3 separate regions of the Mus musculus genome follow, and all the other regions are linked to region 3. Evidence: chromatin loops called from intact Hi-C (ENCODE). Cell type or tissue: heart. All regions are shown on one strand.

What was found. Peaks named below come from ENCODE experiments on the same cell type or tissue, not always from the same donor. Only the 100,000 strongest peaks of a DNase experiment are listed, where the experiment ranks them.
Region 1: it touches region 3 in a loop (6-fold over the local background); 10 of 42 quality-filtered maps call a loop at or near these places.
Region 2: a loop joins it to region 3, with 6 times the contacts of the local background. A loop is called at or near these places in 12 of 42 quality-filtered maps.

What each region holds. Positions count from the first base shown.
Region 1 is chr12:112,538,851-112,546,850 of GRCm38, reverse strand. No RefSeq gene overlaps it. Among named protein-coding and RNA genes, the nearest start is that of Gm40584, 7.2 kb to the right of the region's middle. In heart, a CTCF peak has its summit at 3,683 (motif pointing right); DNase peaks (open chromatin) are centred at 1,370, 1,720 and 3,730; H3K27ac peaks cover 2,824 bases; H3K27me3 peaks cover 2,780 bases.
Region 2 is chr12:112,407,908-112,415,907 of GRCm38, reverse strand. A730018C14Rik (RIKEN cDNA A730018C14 gene) reads left to right here. Exons shown (of 4, transcript NR_036459.1): 3 at 1,831-1,946; 4 at 3,540-4,885. Among named protein-coding and RNA genes, the nearest start is that of E330035G20Rik, 6.1 kb to the right of the region's middle. In heart, a CTCF peak has its summit at 4,155; no DNase peak of the experiment used is centred here; H3K4me3 peaks cover 557 bases; H3K27ac peaks cover 880 bases.
Region 3 is chr12:112,470,678-112,478,677 of GRCm38, reverse strand. No RefSeq gene overlaps it. Among named protein-coding and RNA genes, the nearest start is that of A530016L24Rik, 15 kb to the left of the region's middle. In heart, a CTCF peak has its summit at 4,708 (motif pointing right); a DNase peak (open chromatin) is centred at 4,707; H3K27me3 peaks cover 6,774 bases.

The sequences.
Region 1 (8,000 bases), 68 kb before region 3:
GGACGTGGTTCTGTGAGCTTGTAATCCAGTGCTAGGGAGGCAGAGTTGTGGTATCCCTGAGGCTTACCCTTCCCTTTATGTTCTGCCTCTCCACAGGCATAAAAACAGTGGAGCCAATGAGAGACTTTCTGAAAAAGATGGACAGATCCTGAGAAATGACACCAAGGTTGTTTTCTGGCTGCCACCCTTTTGAACACACACATGCACAAATACACATATACATGTACACATAACACATACATACATACATACATACACACACATGTACATGCACACATTCATGCACATTCACTCACACACATGCACACATACACGCACATGTATATACCCATGAACACACACACACAAAAATATATACACACACACACTCACCCCCCATATACACACATGCACTCAAACATGTACACACACACATACACACATGTACCCACATAACCCACACATATGCACACATGCACTCACACACACGCACACACACACACGTACCCACATACTCTCACAGCTGCACCCACACACATCCACACCCACACATGCATTCATATACATGCACACATACACACACGAATACATACACACATGCACACATATATACATGCATGCAACTGCACATGCATATGCACACACATGCACATATATTCACGCTCATGTACTCACACGCACATGCACTCACACACGTGCATTCACACACTTGCACATACATGCACACACACACGTCTGTGGGTATTCCCGGATTTATTGTACCATGCTCAGAGTACCATTGTAGCATGGGCCACCTCCCCTTCTAAGAATCTGCTCAGATTTACTCAAGGTTCCGGTGATGCTCTTTTGTGTGTTTGTTTAGTCTTTGAAAGGGACGCTGCTTTCTTCAAGGCCTGCATATCTGTTAATTTATGTGGCTAATTGTTCTATTAATTCCCCTTTCCTTTACTCATGGTTTTGATCTGGCAATTACTGATGAGGTATGTTGAAGTCTCCCACTGTGACTGTGGTTTAGAGAATTTCTCCCCGTGTGTCTAGCAGCTTTTCTCCATATGCTCTGGAGCAAAAGGTTAATAACTGTGATGTGGTCTCAGTGGATGTGTCTGTCTCACCCTGTCGGGGGCTCGGCCGAGGTCTCTGCTAAGCCTTGCATCTAATTTCTGAATTCAATTTCCTCCAAGATTGTGTGGAGTTTTGCTCCTTAAGGATTTTGGACAGCAAAAGCAACTGCCTGGCTTCTTAAGCCAGTGAAACGAAATTTGAAAAACAGAAAGCAACAAGGCCAGCAACATCCACATGAGGTCACCCTGGGGCCCGCACCACTCTTCTGCTCCAAGGCCAGCTGTCCCCTGAACCCCCCAGAGGCTCAGGCCTCCTCAGTACTCATCAGAACTTCCTGGGCTCCACCCCCAATCCTAGGAGGCCTGAGGCTTTTGATGCGACTCCATAGTTGGCTGCTGCTCCCACGAGCCAATGCTGGGTGGTCATGGGCACCCTGGGAGTCGCCTGCTTTGGGCTGGCCTTGAGGCGTCCCACAGATCAGGTGCTACTTGCTATTTAAAGAGAGCAGAGCAAACCATGTTCCTCTCCACGGGGGCTGCACCGAGTCATCTGAAAGCCAGACTGAGCTACAAAGGCTCAGAGGAGGGACAGCCACCCACTTGCCTGTTGGAGCTGGGACTTTGTTCTCCCTGTCTTCAGCTTGGGCCAACAGTGTTGGCTCTCCCGGCTCAGACACTGTGGATCTGATTGTTTCTGTTTCCCCAGAGAACACGACTTGACCCCTGCTCTGACCCCGGCTGCTACATACTCTAGAGCAAAAGACTCCGGTTATTTTGTGCTCTGAGCTGCCTTCCTCTCAGCACACCCTCCTTCTCTAGGGGTGGGGGCAGGGCAGGTGGTTGTGTGCATCACAATGTCTGTGTCTGTGTCTGTGTGTCTGTCTGTGAGGCCTTATTGCTGAATGAGAAGGGCACAGGTATCTGAAGCCCACACAACAGGGCACTTCTAAAGGAATAGAAGATATTTTACGTTCCATCGCTACCTCCCTACCCCAACCAAAAATCTCACCTTGTTCGATATCCATATTAAGTAGACAGCAATATTCCTTCGCGTCTGGCAGAACACCTTGTCTGGGGCCCTGGCTGCACTGTCGGTCAATCTTCCCTACAGACATCAAGAGCCACTGGAGGGAAGGTGAAGGGGTCCCACACTGCACCCTTTCCACCCTATCTGTCATGGGGTGGGGACTGGAACCTTCCCAGGGGCTGGGAGCAGATAAATAAAGTGAGGGGCCTTCCCCTATGCACGAGCCTCCTGCACCCAGAACTGTTGTCGATTTCCCACAAAGGTGAGAGACTGTCTTCAGCTTAGTAAGTAACAAGACACCATTAAACAGGAAAACTAGCCACTGTCAGAAATCAGTACCGGAGCCTCCCTTCCTATGGGGATCAGGTCTCTTCCTTGCTCCACAGGCCTCTAGAACAAGGTCTTCCTGGTCTAGCCCAGAGCACAAGGCCATCCTAGTCTGGCCCTTTCCGGCCTCAGTTCGAAGTACTTATCCTTTGGTCTTTGCCTTTGACATTGGAATTCTGTATGGGTGACCTGCCACCAGGCCATCATCCAATTAGGATGTCGTTTTCTGGAATGTTCACCAAGCCCTACCCATTAGTGTTGCTTTCTGTCCCCTTGAGGACTGAAGTTCATGGCCCCACCCACCCATGGCCCCACCCACACCCATGACCCCACCTACTACATGGTCCCCCCACATAGTCCCACCCACATCCATGCCCCCACCCACCCCTTGGCCCCACCCACACGTAGCCCCATCCACACCCACGGAGGGATAGTTACGCCCAGCTCAGGGCTGACATTTTAAACGAATGAGTGCGCTGGATCTGATGTCTGGTTCACAAAGCCGTTCTCAGGACAGTTGAAGCCTAGGTCCCCTTCTTTCCCAGAAACTACTACCAGCTCTGTGGCTAGTCTCACTGCCGGCTCTATTACTTCTCCAGAAACTGCCTAGGCCAATGCAGGGCTCCACTGGGCTCCCTGGGGCTTGAACTGCCTGGAATTCCACTGGCGGGATTTTTGTGAAGAATGTCACTGGAAGCAGACAGGGGTAGGGTGAGGGGTCACGTTAGCTGGTGGTAGCTAGTTCAGTAGGAAGCTGATCTAGTCCTGACCCCTTTTGGAGACCAACAGGGACGCAGAAGAGCCTGTGAGGTGGGTTGCTTTACATGAGGTGAGGGACCCTGGGGCCCATGGAGACTAAGGCTGGAGGTGCCTGTCCCTATGGTCAACCTGAGTCCATTGAACCTGCTGCACCACCTGGCCTGGTGGACCACAGTCATCCGGAATGAGGAGGGCACCTCAGAAATGACACTACTGAAGGGTGGTTCAAAGGGTTTCATGGGAGATCAGATCTGGTTGGCTGAGGCCATCTTTGGTTCGCAAGGAACAGGAAAGACAAGGCCAACACATGTCATCTCATGAATGGAACAGCCCCACTGATGTGACAGCATCTAAACTGGCAGATATAACTGGAACTGCAGAGGGCAGAATGTTGGGCTCTGTTCCCAACTCAGCTGACCAATTCATGTAACCCAGACCAGGAGGGAAACCAGGCCAGGGTAGTGAATATTTGTGAACCTAATGCAGAGATTTGCAAACCCGGGCCTGGTCTCCTAACCGACATCTTTCTACCTGGGAGCACACTAGCCACAAGGGGGCGCTCGAGCTCCACCAGTGCTCATGGCTGGCTCGGCCCTTTCAGTGATTCAGGGATTCCGTTTCTGAAGCCAGGCTGTGGCTCCAGAAGGCCCAGCAGACCCGGGAAGTCTTCCTGGGACTGAGGGCGTGGAGAATGGGTGACTGAGACTGGCTGGACCCTGCGACACCTCCGGTCGTGGAAATGGCTGTGTTATGCTAGAATAAGGGCCAAAGGGCAAGGGTGAGCCGAATGGGGACAGGGCGACACGAAGACTTCCCCAGTCTGGTGACTTCTCTCCCCGAAGCCTGTAGGCCTCCCCTCAGGAGCCAGGGAGCAAGGAGTGGGACCCATCTCAGGGACGGCTGAATAATGCATGGTACACAAACCGAGGCATCAACACTAAGTGAGGGGGAAGGGAAGGGAAACCCAGTCTGTGTTAATATTTATTAAACCCACAGCCCGTCATTCAAGAGCCTCATAAATATTAATTCCTAGTTAAACATTTATATGAACGAGATTGCTTCTCCTCCCCCTCAAAGAACCTGTTTGAAGCTGGTGGTTATGGTGGCCTTGGGGGAAGAGGGGGTCTCCAGGGAACGCTTGGGCTAAAACAAGTCTGCTGGCCTTCTCACGACTTTGCAGCCTCTGGCCCCAACCAGCGCCTGCTTTAGTCAGAACCTGTCTGTTTTCCACACCCAAGTGCCCTAATGGCTCCAGCTGACCTTCAGGTACCTGCCAAGACCTCCTGGTGAAGGCCCTCGTCTCAGGCTACAAAACCAGTATTTCTAACAATTAGCTCCTGCTTCTGTCCATCATGTACATGTAGCAAGGTTTAGTTGGCAGGGGATGGTGGGAATCTGGGAGAAGGGATCAGACGTGGTGCCAATGCCTGGACTCCTGGCAGCTTGTTCTCCAGCAGGCTGGGTGCCGGTCTCTGGGGTCAGAGCATCTTCAGGCTGTATTCCTGGCTGTCCCAGTCCCAGGGCCAGCAGTGTCTTTGTTCTGCTCACTTTGACTATTGCTGTGGCGGAGTGGTGACTGGGGGTCGCTAGGCCCCGATCTCTGTCATCACATGAATAGAACATGTCTGCCCCACGTTCCCCACCCCAGCCCTCTCACATTTTGTTAAAGCTCACTCAGCTGTAATCCAGCCGTAGCCAACTTGTAACATGGTATAGCATGGGGATCCAACTTCATTTTGTTCCACATCACAAGCTGCTTACCCGGCGACTGTGTCCCCCCTGATGTGCAGGGTCCCCTCTGACCTACATGAGCTCTCATGTGCCTGTTCAGAGTCAGTGTGCTCCTTGGTGGCACCTTGCCTGCTTTCTGTCATTTTATTTTTAGTTGCCATGGCTATGCAGCCTGTCTCCATCCTGGCAGAGCGTGCCCTTCCCCTGCCTTCTTTCCAATCAGCTTCCCCATTCAAGGGCTTTTTATTCTTCCTTGCAGGCTGAGAATAGGGTTGTCGAGTTTCCGAAAAGAGCCTTCAGGAACTGTGATTTGAATGACATTAACAGAGAGACTAATTTGGGGACAATTGTTGGCGGTGCTATCCAGAGCCCCCCCCCACTCCCCCACCCCCATGTCTGACCACTGCACCTTCTCCTTTTAGTTGCTCAGCTGAGTCCTTTCACAGGGCCTAGCCATTCTCTGGTAGCTTAATTCTCAGCTACTTAATTGCTTCAGCTGTTGTCGTGAACAGGCCTTATTTGCTGGCTGGGTCCTGCGGTGTGCAGGAATATTATTGATCTTTGTGGCTTTATCTTGTAGCTGTAGCCCGTTCCAGCAGTCTGCTGATCCGGTTACATTTCCTACCCAGGTGCCTTGTTATCCACAAGTCCTGGCAGCTTTATCTCTTCCTTTCCTGATCTTAAACCTCTTGTTACTTTTCTGTGACTTGCAGTGTTGCTCGGGACTTTCGGGCAGTGAGGCGATAAGGGATGCCTTTGTGTGACTTCTGGTCATGCAGAGATTGGAGCTGGGAGGTCTCTCGTGTCTGACATTTCCGGAGGGTTTGGAAGATGGGTCCCACCAGGGGAAAGAGAAGCCTTTCATTGCAGCAGCCTTCCGGGAGTTTGAGAAGTTCTGAATAGGCATTGAGGTTTACAGATCCCTTCCTGTGTCCACTGTGTCCACTGTGTCCACTGAGATACTCTCTGTGGCCACTCCCCCCAGCTCTGGGCATCTCTCACTCCTCTCTGATGGGCCCATTGCTATTACTCTTTAGCCACTTTGTTCAATGCTGTTGATTGGAAGGTGGCCTGTTGTTTTATGCACCTCTAAGAAAGAAAAAACACCGCCTATAAAACCCTGACGTGACTCTTGATCATACAGAAGCCCCACTTTATATTCAGCAAAGAACTGCTTTGGACTTATTTAATCATAGGTTTTTATCATAGCTCACGCTACACATACATAAAGAGGAAAATAAAAACAGGTTAAAGTGGGGCAACGGTGTCTGAACATGCAGAACCGCGATCCTCGGAAGTGGGTTCCAACTGGTGCTCCCAGGGCCCTTGCTTTTTCAGTAGACTCAGACCTAGTGCCACAGGAGAACACGCAGATTGCAGCGTTCACAAATAGATGAATCCCGTCTCTCAGGCTCCGTGCAGAGCTGCTGGCATCAGTCTGAAGGCACTGAAATTTCCTGATCTGACTGGAATCTTCCAGAAGGCTTATAGACAACTCCGGCGAAACACTTTCTCCAAATGGCACTTGGTGCCATGTCAGTAGGCCCTGGCTGTTTAGGCCCCTGGAGGTGCTGGGTCTGCTCGCAGCACGATCACACAGGCTGCTGCCTGAACCCTCAGGCTGGGGGCCCATCTGTGCATGCAAGTTGTAGGGACATGATTGCTTCCAGACCTGATGTCACCATGCACTGCGATGGAGCACATGGCTGAGGTGACCTGGTCCCACAGTCATGGCAATGAAATGGGTAAACTGAGGCAGGGCTCATGAGATCAGTGGAATGGCAACGGAGATGTTAATACTCCATGGGCAGGAGGAGAGGGGAGAGTAGCCATTGGCTAGACCACTTCCTCCTCCTTCCTTCCAGGTTGTGTGTGTGTGTGTGTGTGTGTGTGTGTGTGTGTGTGTGTGTGTGTATGAAAGCTGGAAGGTTACCTGACGGTGGGAGGCTAGGGATGCAGGTTTCACGCGTTGTCACCCATGCTTCGGGGGTTTTCAGTGAAGCTGCTGCCCCTCCATGTTCATCCATGCTCCCATAAAGAATCCCTTACCCAGGTTCCTGTACATTAACACCAATAAACTTGTTGGTTCACCAAGATGAGCTTAGATGGATCTGCTCCTTTAAAAATTTTTAATTAAATGAACTAATTTGGATGGGTACATTTCTTTAGGCTCTTTGTGAGGTTAGACTTTTTTTTTTTTTTTTTTTTTTTTTTTTTGTCACCGGGAGCTGTAATGCAAGAAGTTGTCATTCTGATGGAGATCTGAAAGAACAAAAGTTGACTCTAGGAGGAGCCGGGCGTGTTCTTCTTTAAGCAATAGCTTGTGTAGCCGAGGATGTCTGAAGGGCTGCCTTTGGGGGCCAGGCTCAGCACCACCATCTTTCCCCATGTGTTATGGAATGGCAAGCCTTTTGGCTGTAGTAGAAGTTGTGTGCCCCGCTTCCGTGGGTGTGAAGACACGCAACTGAGGCTGCAGTGTGTGTCCAAAGGAGAAATTACAACAGGAGACAGGCATGTTGGTGTGATCTTCCACTTTACCTTCTGATTTGGCAGGGAAAGCCGGGGAGAAGAAGGATGAAGTAAGTGGAGGGGCTACCTTGACATTCCTCAAAGCTGGACACGTGCAAGGGAAAGAGAATATACATTTGACCTGTGCAGAAGAGCCCCTTCTGGGATTTGAACCTCAGAACTCATGGAGAGAATCAACAATGAGGAGGGAGAGGAAGGCAGTTTGAGATGTGGTGTGCAACACTCATTTCTCCAGGTCATAGGCCTGTGTTCGCAGAAGAGGTAAGAGGATTCGTTCAAAAGGGACCCCAAGAGTTGTGTGGGGGCATTTGCGGTATTGCCGAAGTCCATGGTGAGATGAAAGGAGAGGAAAATGGAGAAAAGATTTTGTTTGTGTCACTACTAAGCAAAGGTGACAAGATCTGTGTAGAGCCAGACTGTCTAGGGAGAAGACTGACAGAGGGCCAGGTGTGTGCCTGTGACACTCAGGATGGTTTAAAGCTTGAGTTACACTCCACGAAAGTTATAGAAGGCAAAACCCAAACCAAACAAAACTTGTTCCTCTCCTCTGCAATGCCTGCTGGGAGTAGGGAGCTGTCCTTAGTGAG
Region 2 (8,000 bases), 63 kb after region 3:
TCAAGTGCCCCCTTCCTCTCTCTCTCTTTCTCTCTCTCTCTCAGCTCCTGCCATCTCAGCTCCTGTGTGCTAGGTGCTAAGGGTGGGATTTGCTGGCCACCAAAAGTGCCCCCAGTAGCAAGCTGGACTAGTAAGACAACAGCAGCAAGCTGGCCCACGGATCTAATGCAGTCCCTGAAAGGAAGTGTCTGTGAGTCGTGTGGGTACAGATGACTGAAATACACACATTTGCAGAGGAAGAACAAGTGTCCCTTGCAGAGGAAGGACAAGTGTCCCGTGCAGAAGTTCAAGTGACTTGTGTAAGCACGGTGCTCTCCCTGGTCATCAGACACTCCTTCCAAAGGCAGCAGAAGGCAAGTGGGAGAGGAGACTCATTCACTGCAGACAGAAATCCGACAAGCTGGTTTCATTCGGTAATAGGAATGCCCTTGGACAGGTGGTGTTGCCGCGAGGTGGGAGGGGGCACTTACCTCTGTCTTTCCCTCTCCGAGCCACGGCTCATTAGTGGCTCTCCCACAATCCCCTACTTTCTTGTCTTTGAGAACCTGGGCTTATTTTCCAGGCTCCTCACCTGTCTCCTATGGTTTCCATCTCCCTATGCTTCTCTTGGTTTGTATTTCTGCAGCCCAGTCCACCAACTTGAGCATCATCTTCTGCTCCTATTCTTTCTATCTTCAGGAACGAAGTCTGAAACACATGTGACTCTCCTCAGATACTTATCGCAGTCACCCCTTTGGTCCAGCTTCTCCTCTGGGTCCTCCACAAGCTCCGAGCACCTCTGGTTGTTACTGTTTTCTTTTCATTTCGCCCCTGGTCCATGCCACTGTCTTTCCTTGGGTGACTGTGATCCAGAATTGTTTATCACACCGACTGCCAACAGCTGCTGTGTAGGTGGCAAAGGCCAGGTGGTAGCTAGCCCTTCTCAACCATGACTGGTACAGAGCAGGCATGGTACAGTCTTGGGTTCCCTAGGTTGCTGTATTGTCTAGCTTTTTTACTGTTGCCCCAAGATCCAGGCAGGAAGGACTTGGCCATCATGAAGCAAGCAAAAGAGTGAGTGACCTGAGGCCACAGCAGACCTCCCATGGCCATACTCCATACAGGCACGTACATGTCACACAGGAGGCCAGAAGGCACGTGCATGTCACACAGGAGGCCAGAAGGCACGTGCATGTCACACAGGAGGCCAGAAGGCACGTGCATGTCACACAGGAGGCCAGAAGGCACGTGCATGTCACACAGGAGGCCAGAAGGCACGTGCATGTCACACAGGAGGCCGGAAGGCACGTGCATGTCACACAGGAGGCCGGAAGGCGCGTGCATGTCACACAGGAGGCCAGAAGGCACGTGCATGTCACACAGGAGGCCAGAAGGCACGTGCATGTCACACAGGAGGCCAGAAGGCGCGTGCATGTCACACAGGAGGCCAGAAGGCACGTGCATGTCACACAGGAGGCCAGAAGGCACGTGCATGTCACACAGGAGGCCAGAAGGCTCGTGCATGTGAAGGCCCATGCTATCAGTCTCTCACATTCTCTGGAAGCAGATGTGTCTTACTTGCTTCACACGCTAGCCAGTTCTGTTCCACAAGCCACAAATCCTTTTCAAGGTGACAGAAACCAACAACTTTCTCTCTTATAGCAGGAAACTGTCAGGAACCACCAAGGCCTCCAAACAGCTGAGAGAGAGACTGGGGACTCATTCAGTGCTCCCCACCTCATCACTGACTCCTGGTGTCAAGGAGAAGCCAGAGATGCCCAGAGAAGAGCAACTGTCATAACACTGTGTGTAGCCTTGAGCCTAACTCCGTGAACCTTTCTTCTCTTCCAGCTGGCCCTTCAACCTGCCCATGCAGCAGGGCCTCCTTCAGCCATGTTCCCATTTAACTCTGAGCCCAGCAGGCACAAGCATCAAACGTTGTCCTGAGTCAGTTCCCTGATTCCTGGGTAAATGGTGGTTGTCATTTTTAAACTTTTAAAAGTCACATTTATTTATTTATCCATTCATTCATTCTGTATGCTTGTAGCTGTGTGTGTGTGTGTACATGTATGTTTGTAAGTGTTTGTGTGTGTGTGTGTGTGTGTGTACCATGATGTGTATATGGAGTGTCTTAGTCAGGGTTTCTATTCCTGCACAAAACATCATGACCAAGAAGTAAGTTGGGGAGGAAAGAGTTTATTCAGCTTACACTTCCACATTGCTGTTCATCACCAAAGGAAGTCAGGACAGGAATTCACACAGGGTAGGAACTTGGAGGCGGGAGCTGATGCAGGGGCCATGGAGGGGTGTTCCTTACTGGCTTGCTTTCCCTGGCTTGCTCAGCTTGCTCTCTTATAGAACCCAAGACTACCAACCCAGGGATGGCACCACCCACAAGGGGCCCTCCCACCCTTGATCACTAATTGAGAAAATGCCTTACAGCTGGATCTCATGGAGGCATTTCCTCAAGGGAGGCTCCTTTCTCTGTGATAACTCCAGCCTGTGTCAAGCTGACACACAAAACCGGCCAGTACATGGAAGTCAGAAGATAATTTGCAGGAATCACTTCTTTTCTTCTGCCACATGGGTGCTGGGGATCAAATGCAAACTGTCAGACTTGGAAGCAAGAACCCACACTGCCTGAGCCATCTTGCTGACCCTGGTGGCTATTTTTGATGGAAATTTCTGGTGTGAGAGCGTCTCTTGCAATGCATACCTGGTGGTGGCTCTATTCTTACCCAAGTCAGTTTGTCCACTAAACTGTGTGTAGATCACATCCAAAACCAGCAGGCAGCAGACAGAGGAACCCAGTCAGCCTGGCTGGTCATTTCGAGCGAGGTGTGGGAAATGTTCTAGAATCAGTCTTCTAGGAAGGTCTAGACCTGAGGTGGGGCGAGGACCATGCTCTCACTGTAAATCCATCAACGGATCCCAGGCAAAAACCAAGGGCTGCTCAGGAGGCTGCAGGTGGAATTGGCCTCCTGCTGCAGCCCAGATGCTGAGAGGAACATCCTTCTCTACTCAGACACAGAGCTGCTCGGCCTGGCACAGGACAGTGTAGCACTTGTATCCAGCCCCGGGCTGAGGTGCAAGACCATCGCAGGCAGAGTTGACAGCTCTAGTGGCCAGTTCTCACTACAGTCTGAGTGTCCAGTCAAGGTCACCAGACAAGGAGAGAGGAGAAAAGATCAGAAAAGAAGAGGTGCAGTTTGTTATTTGGGGGTTGGGCGATTTTCGTGTAAAACAATCCTAAGAAACTTTACAATTGGAATGGCTAGGTTTTGGTTTAGGGAGGTGTTAACCATCACATTAATATTCTCCAGTCAACACTAATTAGGGAACATAAAAGACAAAGACTTCCCTCTAGGAAGAAACCTCTGGGTATTTAGGAGCAAAGAGCACAGAAGGGTGGGACATCTCAATGAGGAAGTAAACTTTTCTGTCAGCCTGTTGAGGAGGTCTCACCAGCTGGACAGTTACACCATGGATAGTAAAGTCCAATTTTATGAGTACACTGATACATAATTTAAATATAATAATGTCACTTTAAATCCTAGCAGTTTCCCGTGGAACCTTCTCAGGAGGCTGGTGACTTTACCTGGACTCTCAAGGGACCAAGAAAAGCTTGGAGAGAAGCTGAGAGAGAGGGCTGTGCTCCACCCCCTGGCCAGGCCTCCCTGAGGAGACCCAGGAGATCAAAGGCTGACAGCACGTTGCAGAGGCTCAGCTGCATGCTGAGAGCTCAGTGTGCAAGGGGCTCCTCCCCACAGGCAGGATTCTGTGAAATAGCTGCTCTCTGCTCCGGCCGCATGGTAAAATGATTCACACCGTTATTGGAACCGTCAGAGAAGTACGTCCAGATGGGTCAAAGTTCCACCTTTGAGACGCAAAGCATTTAGATGGCACTCTGGCGAAATGGGAATTATGTCAAGATACAGAACAGCAAGATACAACCAGTTTGATAAAGGTGACTACTGTGTTATAGCTAATACTCTCCTCACTCAAGGCAACAGACAGTTAAAATTTAAACCACCAGCCACGCAGTAGATGGAGCACATAGAGAGCACACACAAGCAGATAACACAAATAACAGAACAATGGAAAAGTAGACACATGATAGGATCCTGCGGTTGATAGATGATGAAACCCAATGGCCAGGTAACGGGAAGAGCGCCCTCTCTCTACCAACCAGAGAAGTGCAGTTAATACAACTTTTACAATTGTCAGGCTCAGGGAGACCTTGCTGATAATGGGTAGGTTAGTTCCCGGCCACATTGCAAGGAATGTTTGCTTTCCAACCTTGAGAAAAAGCAATGTGGTGTTTCCTAACAAAGCTGGAGCTGGGCTTGCCCCTCTCCCTTCCAGACATTCTACAAAGTGACATCCAGGAATGTGCCCAGAGGAGCATGGGACCACGGAGACCGTCAGGCACAAAGGTGTCGTCCGAAGCTGCCTCTCAGCCCTGCGTGGAATGAGCAGTTGGCCATGGCATATCTCACTCGAGCAAATGATGGTGGCAAAGGTGCCAGCACCTGGCCCTGCACACTCAGATCACATAAAATGTAATGCTGACTATGAAACAACAACAACAACATATATATATATATATATATATATGCACAGAGTGATGTCATCTGTGCTAGTCTTTGCTACAGCCACGTGGCACATCACAGCAGAGGTCTCAGAAGAGAATGTGGGAGAGAGAGAGAGAGAGAGAGAGAAACACGGCTCATTTTATTTCTAATGTCTCACTCCTTAAAACAATTATCGGGTGACATGCTAGCATGCCTTAAGTCTGGGGTAAATTACACGTGATCCTATACAAAGGGTTCCAAATGTTTGCGCTGTCCCATAATGAAATGCCGGGACAAAGGACATAGATTCTGAAATAAAGAAAAATACACAGAAGAAATATAAGAAAACAAAAGATGTTCAGATAGCAGAATGGATGAGAAATGAGCCTGCAGAGCTGGGAAGAGAAAAATAAGCCATTTCAGGAATGAACGGAAGCAAAGGACACTGGGAACACAACATCAAGGACGTTCATTCATTCAACAAATAATAATTGAACACCTGCTGAGAGTCCAGCCCTGGGGACTTAAGAGGTCCCTTCCTTTCCGGAGCTGAGTGTGATTAGGGAGGGGGACAGACTGTCAGCAAGAAGCATGGGGCATCATCAGGAAGAGGTGACTGTGGGCCGAGGATGAGAGCGCCTGGCCAGGCAGCAGGGGCAGCAGAGCTGTATTCAAGAGCTGGAGGAAGCTCCGTGCTAGATCAGGAAGCCCTGAACTCAAGACAGTGTGCATGGGGGTGGGACATGGAGAGAGGAAGGAGAGCCCAGGTGAGGGAGGAGGCTCCTGAACCCCTCCAGGTAGGACATGGTTCATAAAGTCCCATTAGAGATAGGACAGACCACGTCTGTCTATCTTGGAGTGGAGACTAAGGGCCAGCCCTGGATTTATGGTGGAGCCCAGGGAGACACCAAGGTTTAGGGAAGCTGAAGCCCAGACAGGCTGAAACAGCATAAGGTAGTTACATTTATTTATTTTATTTGATGTGTATAAGTGTTCTGACTGTATGTATGTGCATTGTGTATGTGTGTGTGTATGTACATGGATGTGTGTATGTGCACCATGTGTGTACTATGTGTGTGTGTATGTGTGCACACTGTGTGTGTGTGTAGTGGCCTGAGAAGGTGTTGGATTCCCTGAAAATGGAGTTACAGGTAGTTGTGAGCTGCCGCATGAGTTCTGGGAACCGAACCTGTGTCCTCTGTAAGAGCAACAAGTACTCTTAACTGCTGAACCCTCTCTCCAGCCCCAAGCTTAAATCATGTAGAGACAGGCTGAGCATTCTGCGTCCTCCTTCAGAACAAAATGAGAAGGGAAGAACAATGAGACACATGGAAAGCCGGATCTATGGTGGGTCCAGGTAGGTTCAGAGTGGCAAGTCTCTCAGGGACCTGATTCAGGGACCAACTTTTACCCCACCAGCAGGTCAAGACTGGAAGAGATGTCAGAAGGTCCTGGGGACTGAGCCTGGGTTGCTCCAGTGTCCGTGTGACTACTATGAGCCCATAATTTCAGCACAGCACAGCACAGCACAGCACAGCACAGCACAGCACAGCACAGCACAGCACAGCACAGCACAGCACAGCACCACCTCTTCAGCAGCCAGGTGAGGGGTGGAGAAACAGAGAAGCTACCCCAGGTTGGGTCGGCTCCATAAGGGTCGGTCTCCCATGTGCCAAATTCACTTGGCCCCTCCTGGGATGGAGCATGGAGCCTCGGACACTCCTGCTGCCCTCTCTCCACTAAACTCACAGAAGAACCAGAGGTGAGGAGCCCTGAGTGATGGTCAGTGGTCCAAGGATGCGAGATATAGGGGTCCTCAGCAAAGGAAGCCCCGCCCGTGGTCAGCGAGAGGCCCTCACTAAGGTACACTCACCAAGCTGCTGCCAGGGTCAGGGCCTGGCATGGGGTAGGAGGAATGCCCAACTCTCACACACTGAGTCTGAGGGCTTGTGTCTTGTTTTCGGAACAAGATCTCACAACGTAGCCTAGGCTCCTCGCAAACGTACAATCTCCCCCCAAAGCCTCTCGAGTGCTAAGATTACAGATGTGCACCACTACGCCTGATGCTCGAGTTTGATCCTTGATGGGACCCAGGCGAGATGGTAGACTCGCTCCCAGGCTGAGCTCAGAGATGAAAGGATGCAGAACTGGTACAGTCCTGCCTAGAACTCATTTCTTGTAAAAAAAAAAAATTCAGTCCCATTGGCTGAAAGTGCCAAGAGCAGAACTCAATTGCTTGAGATCAAAGGACCGAGGCCCTGGGTCCCTGTGTGGCTCATTCATTGCTCTTCCCAGTTTTAAAGGCCTCACTCCGAGGGGGAAGGGCGGGGAGCGTGCTCAGAGTTTTCAGCCAGCAGGAACGGGCTGAGTCCCTGCCACACTCTGGACACCAACTGCTCTGAGGTCTTTGTTTTAATTTTATGTAAGTGCATGTCTTGCCTGAATGTACCTATTGTACCGTCCGTGTACCTGGTGCCCACAGAGGCCTGAAGATGGGGTCAGATCACCTGGAACGGGAGTGACCAATGGTTATGAGATACCTGCTAGGTGGGTGCCGGGGAATTGAACTCTTTTCAAGAGCAACAAGTGCTCTTAACCCTTGAGCCATTGCTCCAGACCCCCAACTGCTCTTTTGATCTGTGACCTCCCTCAGCACAGGCCCCCAACCCCCACAAGCATGTCTTCCTCTCCCCCAGCTCCTGTGTATTCAGCCACCTTCACCATCTTGTTTCTTTACTCTGATGTTTTCAGATGACGTCTCACTGTACAGTTCCAGTTGACTGGGTCTCAAGTTCACGAGGACTTGTGTCTTAGTTAGGGCTTTACTGCTGTGAACAGATGCCATGACCAAGGCAACTCTTATAAGAACAACATTTAATTGGGGCTGGCTTACAGGTTCAGAAATTCAGTCCATTATCATCAAGGTGGGAGCATGGCGGCATCCAGGCAGGCATGGTTCCGGAGGAGCTGAGAGTTCTACATCTTCATCTGAAGACGGCTAGTGGAAGACTCACTTTGAAGTAGCTAGGGTGAGGGTCTTAAGCCCATGCCTAGTGACACACCTACTCCAACAAGGCCATACCTCCTAATAGTGCTACTCCCTGGGCCAAGCATATTCAAACCATGACATCTTGTTTATACCGACCTGTGCCACACAGCTGTTGACCCAGGTCCCAATGGGCGTTCATCATTTGTGTCAGCCTGATGTGGGTCTCCCCGGCTGTCCTGGAGTCCCTTATGTTCCTTCATCTAGTTCTCCTGGGCTCTCTGCTGGGCAAGGCCTGAGTGACCTCAGCTCTAGTGGCTGCCATTGTGTCATGTGGATGACTCTTGGGACAAACAGCACACAGGGGCAGTGCAGGCTGGGAGAACTCTCAGGACAGCACACAGGGGCAGTGCAGGCTGGGAGAACTCTCAGGACAGCACACAGGGGCAATGCAGGCTGGG
Region 3 (8,000 bases):
ACTACACAAAAACCTAGGTTTCAGGAGCCTGAGAGCTGATGGCACTAATTAAGTTCTAGACTTTCTAGTTGCCAGAATAGGGACTATCATATAAAATCACCACTCCATGGGAACTGTGCACTGTCTGTGCAGAGTTGGCCGTAAACGCAGGCAAGGAGGGAAAGAGGCAGCTTGGAGTAAGTGTGTAAGGGGGAGTTTATAGCTCGCCATTTGAAAAAATAATGGAGTCATTAAGAAAAATACCTTTTCAGAGCACTAAAATTAGAGGTGGATTGATTCTGTGGTAAACGGCTGGGGTTCCCTTTTGGGGAGTTATTTAGCGCTTTAAGGCTGCACTCTCCATGTAATAGTGTCTAAAAGCCTAGCTGTTGTGAAACTGTCACCTTCCATAGCTGGCTCGTCCCTCTGGGAGGCAGGACCACGCTGTGGTGGTGGTGGAGTGGGCTGGAGGGAGAGAAGCCCAGGAATCCTGTCTCAGGTCCCGACAGGGATACGCAGGCTGTCCACTGGCATGCCCGTGCCCAAGGTCTCATAGAACCCTGGCAGATGGGGGCTGAGCCCAGGTAGGGCTGCTTCCTGAAGCGGCCTCCCACCTGTACACCTGCCTGGTACTCCTTCCTTGCAGGGTACACAAGCCCATTGAGTTGTACATCCATCCCACTTTGCCAGAGTGAGGCTGATACTATGAGGGAGGGGCAGTGTCACAGCTGCTGCAGTCATGACTGCCATAGCAAGGCGGGTCTATAGCGTGCAATGGGGGTACGCCCCAACTGTGAGCATGTAACTGAGTATGCAGCAGTGCTGGGTGGGCTTCTAGAATGTTCCCAGGGAAGCCGGTACCTGGGAGCTTAGTGCAGGTAGCACTTGTGAGCAACAAGGTCAAGTCTGGGTCTCCCTGGCCGCGTTTACCTTGTAGAGATCCTTGGCAGGGCCTGGGTGAACTTACCACGACCTCAAGTAACCTGCAGATTCTGTCTATACTCTGGGGTGGCAAGTACTGATGACTTCTGACCTGGCCAGCCTGTCCTTCTATGTCAGGCAAGTATACAGGTAGAAAGGCCTAGGAGAAACAGCACGGTGACCTGGCTTCCACCTACAAAGGTCTCAGTCTATAATGGGTGTAGTGGCTATTCCTGGTTGTCAACTTGACAATATTTGGAATGAACTACAATCCGGAATTGGAAGGCTCACCAGTGACCCTTATCTGGAGGCTTGGAGATCCTTATCTGGATCTTGGTTTGAAGATCTTGAGCCACAGTGGCTATGGATTCCAGAAGATTGAATCTCCGAGTTTAAGGAACACACCTTTAATCTGGGCTACACCTTTCATCTGGGATTAAAGGTGTGGTGGAACACACCTTTAATCTGAGCTACACCTTCTGCTGGAGACAATATAAGGACATTGGAAAAAGGGAGTCTAGCTCTTGCTCTTGCTCCTTTGCCTGCTTGCTGCGTGAGACTGAGTAACTGCTAGATCCTTGGACTTCCATTCACAGCTGCGACTGAACAATTGTTGGGAATTCGGCTGCCGACTGTAAGTCATCAATAAATTCCTTTACTATTTAGAGATTATCCATAAGTTCTGTGACTCTAGAGAACCCTGACTAATACAATGGGTGTCACTCAACAGCATCTTTGTCCAATCCCCTACCCTGACTCCAAGCAGGTTGTTAGAAATAAAACCCAGTGGAAGGCCGTAGTGGGTGTCCTGTCCCAATCTTACCCTCCTGCCCCCTGCACCCCCATTAGTCCGGTCCACAGCTGGGAGGATGCTGTGGTGGGCCGCTGCCTTCTGGCCCCACTCAGAGTTTATCTGGAGCTCATCTTCACTGAGTTATGGCTCATTTCTGCAGCGAGGGACGGCTCACTTTATTAGCCCCATATCGAAGGATCGTGCATTTTAATCTCCGTGGCGGTTGGGAAGGCCGCCTGATGGATTTCTCCTGTCCTATCTTTGTGTGTTTGCCTCCTTAAAGGGAGCGTTGCTCAGCTCCCACACACGCCATCATGAGGTGGCTTTTAAGGAACATGTGGATTCCAGGCTTCTTGCGGGAGGGAATTGGAGCCCAGGGAGGTAGACTTGAGTGGCTGCCCTGCCTCTCCCTTCCTTACCAGCCTTGGTTATCCCTCTGGTTCCTAAGCTGTCTCTATCTGCTCTACACCCTGGGCCTGGGCCACCTTACTTAACACTGACCCCCACCTCCAGGCTATCCCCCACCCCCACCCGATCCTGCTCACCCCACAGCAGCACTGCGGGGCCCGCTTTCCTCCAACTCTCTCCGTTCCACTTCCTTTTGGGACATCTTTTCCTGTAACCTTCCTCATCTGTACCCCAGCCCCAGCTCGGAAGAGTAGGCTGTGGAGTTTGGGGAATGCTGCGTGCTCAAGTGCCTTCGTTGTAGGAGCCCATCTGTGCTCAACTGGGGTGGAAGAAAGGAACTAGCAGGGGAGGCCAGCCAGGCACCTTAACACATGGCTGCTGGTCCACAGCTGGCTCTGTGTGACCCAGATCCCCATCACAGACCTTCTTAAACACGTTCCCCACCCCTACCTCAGGAAAGGCCATGCTCCACTCAGACTGCCCTCTTCCCATTCTGACATCAAAGCTTCCTGCATTTGCAGAGTACAGTAGTCCCTCTCTGAAGACTGCCCCCAGCTTGCCCCTTATAAGGGTATGCTGGCCCGTGAGCCCTGGGTCCGACAGGTAGGCATGCCTGGAAGATTTCTCTCTGTTTGGGGCTCCAGTTTGTGTGCACTCAGAATGGGTGTATGGGACAACTGGTCCCCTCTCAACAGTCACACAGAATGTCTGAGGGCCTTGTTTGTAAGATTGTGAGACCCAAAGAACACCTGCTAGTTTACATCCCACAGGGCCCTAAACACCAGCACGTTCACACCTTGTATTTCTGCAGTGGTAGTGGCAAATGAATGCAGATTGTGGTGGCCCTTCAGGGTCTGGGTGGAGGAGGAGGGTCCACACGTGCCCTGAGCATGCTGTTGGTTCTCTAGAGACACAGGTTTCATGGGCCCTAGGGGCCCATATACAGCAGTCAGAGGCTTTCCTTTCAAATAGCCACTGGCTGAACTACTGACTGATGCTAAGACTCTGGGTGGCTCAGCAGTCACTCTGAGACATCCTTCTCTTCCCAGTTATCTCAGATTTGCCTCTGCTTGAGGTGAGGAACAGCGTCTAGTCCCCAGTGGCTCTCTGGGTTGGACTTCCTGTCATCTGTGGTCTCCCTATCCACCTGCTCAGATCTGCTGCCCTGCAGTTGAGGTGCTCCAAGGCGGCGAAGATATGCTTGGCGGCCAGCAGTCTGTAGGGGGTGTCCTTAGCATCTGGGACAGAGCCAGGTTGTCTGTGGTGATATTGCTGCCCAGGGTGCCCACAGCTCTACCTGTGGCTGCTTCAAGGCATGTACAATTCTACCTGCTTTTCATACAGTTCCCTCCAGCAGCTGGGCTCTGTGGTGTGGGATCAAGGCTCATAGATGCCAAAAGACAGGTCAGGCAACGCTCAGGGCAGGACTACTGCCAGGAACTGACCTGAAACCCATTATTACCATCATGCTTCCTGTGAGGCCCTGAAGGAGAGGGCCTGCGCCAGCCAGCTTGGGTTTTGCTTTGGGCTGTGGTACTTGCTCAGGGACCCCATCAGCCGGTTTTCCCATGATCCTCTCAGCATTAGGTTTCTGCTCCTCACTGCAGGAAGCTAGACTCTCTGGAGGTTCCCTAAAGAGCTGCAGTGGGTGCTGGGTGTACCGTCACCTGAATGTCAGCCCCAGCCTGTGGCTGCCACCTGCCCACACCTGCATTCTCCTCTGTGAGCAGGTGGAACCCAGGTGAGAGCCTGACACAACGTTGACCTGGGACATAATGATTTGCCTTCAGGTAGTGTGGGTTCCTGAGATGGGCCAGGATGGACACCGGCCATGGGCTCTATGGTTTTCATGTCCTGAGCACAGCCTGCAGGCTGACTTGAGACCTCACTGCTGGGCCCTTAGCTGCTTGTTCAGTCATGTGTCCGCTGGCCTCCCAGCTGTGTTCCTGTCCTTCCAGGTGAAACAGGAAGCCTGGGTGAGCTAGGACAACAGCAAGTGCTGACATCAGGACACCCAACTTTTCAAGGGCCCCTGGTCCTGGCTGCCACAGTAGAAGAGTGTCTATCAATAACTACAGCCGCAGGCCTCATTTTTAGCACATCAATAGACAGCAAAAGCAATGAGGTTGAAAGGAGGCGGGCAGGGCCTCATAAAGGCCCCTCACTTCCCCTGGACCGCACAGGAGGAGGCAGGCAGCATGCGCGACATTGCTGTTTAAGACCAGTGTTGATTAGAATTTTTATAAGTTTTTTTTATAAGAGTAATAACAGCTCTTTGGAGACAATAACGTGGCTCAGGCAGGGTTTTAAAGAGCTTCAGGAATGAGGATGTGATTAGCAATCAGGGGCAGCTCTGCCTGGGCTGCTGATGTCTTGCATTTGTGTTTATTGTCATTTGCCCTCTGGGGACGGAGCTCCGGTGACAATCAGGACTCCTCAAGAATGAAGGTGATGCTTCAGAAACCAGCTCAGTGCCCGGGGTCCCTCGGTTTCCTCAAACGCTGGCCTCTGCCCATGTCTGCAAGGCCAGTGAGAAGGGTAGCCCAGCCTCGCAGGGGATGGACCTGCATCCCTTGGTGCTGCCTTTCTCATGTATGGAGTTCACCACCAGGTGGCGATGGAGGACTGGCCAGAGAAGGTCAGGCTGCATCCTTAGCTGGGCTGGCTGGAGGCAGCTGTCCCACAGCTGGTGGGGCTATTCTAGGCCATCCTATGGTCCAGGAACCCTTATATCAACAAGGAGAACCCTGTGGGGACAATACGTTACTCAGCGTCTGGGCCCCCAAGGGTGTCTTTCAGGGCTGAGGGGAGCCACACAGTTGCCTGGATCAGAGCAGTCTTTGCATTGGGAGAAACTACAAACTCCCAGGTACTATACTCTGGGGGCTTACAGCCTCTGGGTACAAGAGTGGCTTGGTGCCATGTGCTTTCTCAAAGGCTTAGGTCCTGCTCTGGAGTACCAGTATTCCTCCTACCTCATCTGAATGGCCTTACCTGGTTGGGATAAAAGGAATGAATAGTATAAAGCCAGGGGTCTCCCTAGCAGGGGGCTGCAGACACTTCTGGGAGCCCTGTGGGCACCTAGTCTGCAGGGTTCTGGTTGTTGTCCTGTGGAATCCAGTGTCAGAGAAAGCTGGGTTACACCCAAGCCCATGTTTGTTGGCCTGGGTCCTCCCTCTCATCACTAGCCAGGTATCAGGCAGAAGCAACAGAGCCCACACTTCCATATCTAGGCATCTGGGCTGGATCCCCTCCTGTCAGCTGACGAAGGCCACTGGGGTTTGGAGAACGCAGCAGCAGCCTTTCCACTGCCTGCATGACTGTAATAGTCACAGCACACCCTTCTGAGTCAAGGACTTTTGGCTCAGTTTGAGAATAGCCCTATATCCCAGCCCATGTGGATGCTTGATCTCAACTCAAAGCATTTGGATCTCAGCCTTATATTTGAATCCTCATTTTTTTTGTAAACTTGAGCCCTGATCCCACCACTAACTGAGCCCTGATCCCACCACTAACAGCCCTGATCCCACTATTAACTGAGCCCTGATCCCAGCCCTCCTGGAGCTCCACACTTAGCCCACAGAACCTGGCTCTAGGCAGAGATCTGAGGATCTGAGCGGAGAGACGGACATTGTGAGGTAACACATCTTTCTGCTGAAGGTGGTGGTGACCTTAAATGTGTCTGGAGGGGACATTTAGCTTCTTTCCTTGCTTTGCTCCTCGTGGATATGGGGCCGATGGCCTGTGACTCTCGGGGACAGAACACAGCTTGAGCTCTGGGCTCTTGTCTGGGTATTTGAATCCACCATTAGTATGTCCTCCCCATGCCAAGTGTTGCTTGCCCACAAGGACATCTGGGAAGGTGGGAGCTAGCCCCAGAGGTTGTGCTGGGGTTGTGTCTTGGCCTGTTACAGTATGAGGCTGGGTATTTGCATAATCTGCCATGTGGAGCCCCAGGAAGACCCCTGCAGGGACTCTCTGCACCCTAACATGGCCAGGCTGATCACCCACCACCAGCAGCCTCATTTCCAACTCCACAACTGTCCCCAAGATGACAGCACTGTTACACACTCACCCCATCTCAATTCACTCACTCTCCACCCCGTCCACGGTCCTGCATAACCACGCTGCTGACTGCGTGTGAGTGTGGGGGAGTTCTGAAAAATTACCTGCCACCAGCGCTTGTTTAAATCCCGGGTGATTTATGAGTGTGGACAGTTTTAAGGCCACCGTGGAGCAGGTCCTCAGCCAGACTGCTGAACTGACAGTTTCCAAAGTGAACGCAAAGGCACCGGTGGCCGCTTGCTGCCTGCCCCTGCAACACAGACCCAGCCCACTGCAGTCATGGCCGGGCCATGCCTCCTGCAAAGAACCAGCAGGTCTCAGCAGGGGACCTGAGAGTGTCCCCATAGAGCAGTCTGCCCCAGGAAGGAGGAGCAGGGGACACAACGTGACCCTACAATGTTGAATGGCAGGTTTGGGTAGGGGTTAGATTATTCCAAATCTGAGAAGGCTAATTTGGTGAGTCGGGACCCAGGTGAAGTGAACGGCTTTCTCTTTCCTTTCCTGAGGACATTGGTGGCAAAAACGGGTGTTTCATGGAAGCTGGGGTTTGGTATTTTCATGGGTCAGCCTGGGACACAGGGGTGGGTAAGGAAGGAAGACTTAGAAGTCTAAAATAAGGTTCAATGGCCATCAGGGACACAAACAGATCACCAAGGGTGGAAGAGGAGGGGAGGGAACCAAACAGGAGGGCTTATCTGAGCTTATAAAAGCCTGTCTGGTACACCCGGCTCTGCCCAGCCTTAGACTTAAGCCCATCCTACCCAACACTTAATCCTATATTTAGCAGTACATAAAACCTTAAACCTAATATAAACCTGTTTCTATTTCTACTTATAAGCCTAACCAAACTTTAACCTAGATCTACACATTGCCAGAAACCTAACCCCAGTCACAAGACTAATCCTAGTACTAGCTCCAAACCTTCTCATAACTGTAACCTTAACCCTAGCCCTAGCCCAAACTCTAGCCCTAACCCTGACCCTAGCTGTAGCCTTGATTCTGTCCTAGGCCAATTCGAGCCATAGACCACTAGGCTGGCCCTGATCCTGTTCTTAGCTCCAACTCTAGCTCTGACCCTAGCCTTAGTCCTATCCCTAACCCCACACTTCTCTCTAGTATGGATCCTAGACCATTCCATGGCCAGTGATCTCTCACTATGTCAAGTTGGGACCTCTGTTGCTGGGTGGGGAAGGTGGAAACCCCTCTCTGGCCAGGACACTGTGTGGTTAAAGCAGGAAGGCACAGTTGTCTGGCGCCCTGGGGACTCCTGCCTAGCCATCTCTTCTTTATATGTCAGGGCCAAATCAGAGAGTGTAGGTGGCCTAGGAACAAAAGAGGCTGCTAGGGGCTGTTAGGAGTGGGACCCAGGGTGAGCTGGGACTCCCTGCTGCAGGCAGGCAAGGTCTCCAGGCTGTGAGTCTGGACCATGGGGATACATGATGATTCAGCTCCCAAGGGTAGAGTAGAACCTGTGTTATCCTGGAGTGGGTCCTCATGACACCAGGGATAAGAAGTTCTTTGAGTGTGGATGGCACAAGAGTTCTGGCTGTTCATTGGAGTCAGGTCCACAGACCCCAGGGCAGCCAGCCTGGGGACAGTTTTAGTAAAGAAAGAGGCATTCGATGGCCTAGAGTCCTCTGGCTTCCTTTGAATAATCAATAGCAAGGACATGACCTGGACAGGGCATCTGAATTTTTGGAGGAGACATGAACAGTAGAAAGGAAGACCAAAAGGAAGACATGAACCTGGACGATCTTGGTCTTGGTTGCACGTCAGAGCAGAGAGCAGTGAGAAATTCTGGGACCTGGTCATTGGATGTGAACCCTTGGGGTAA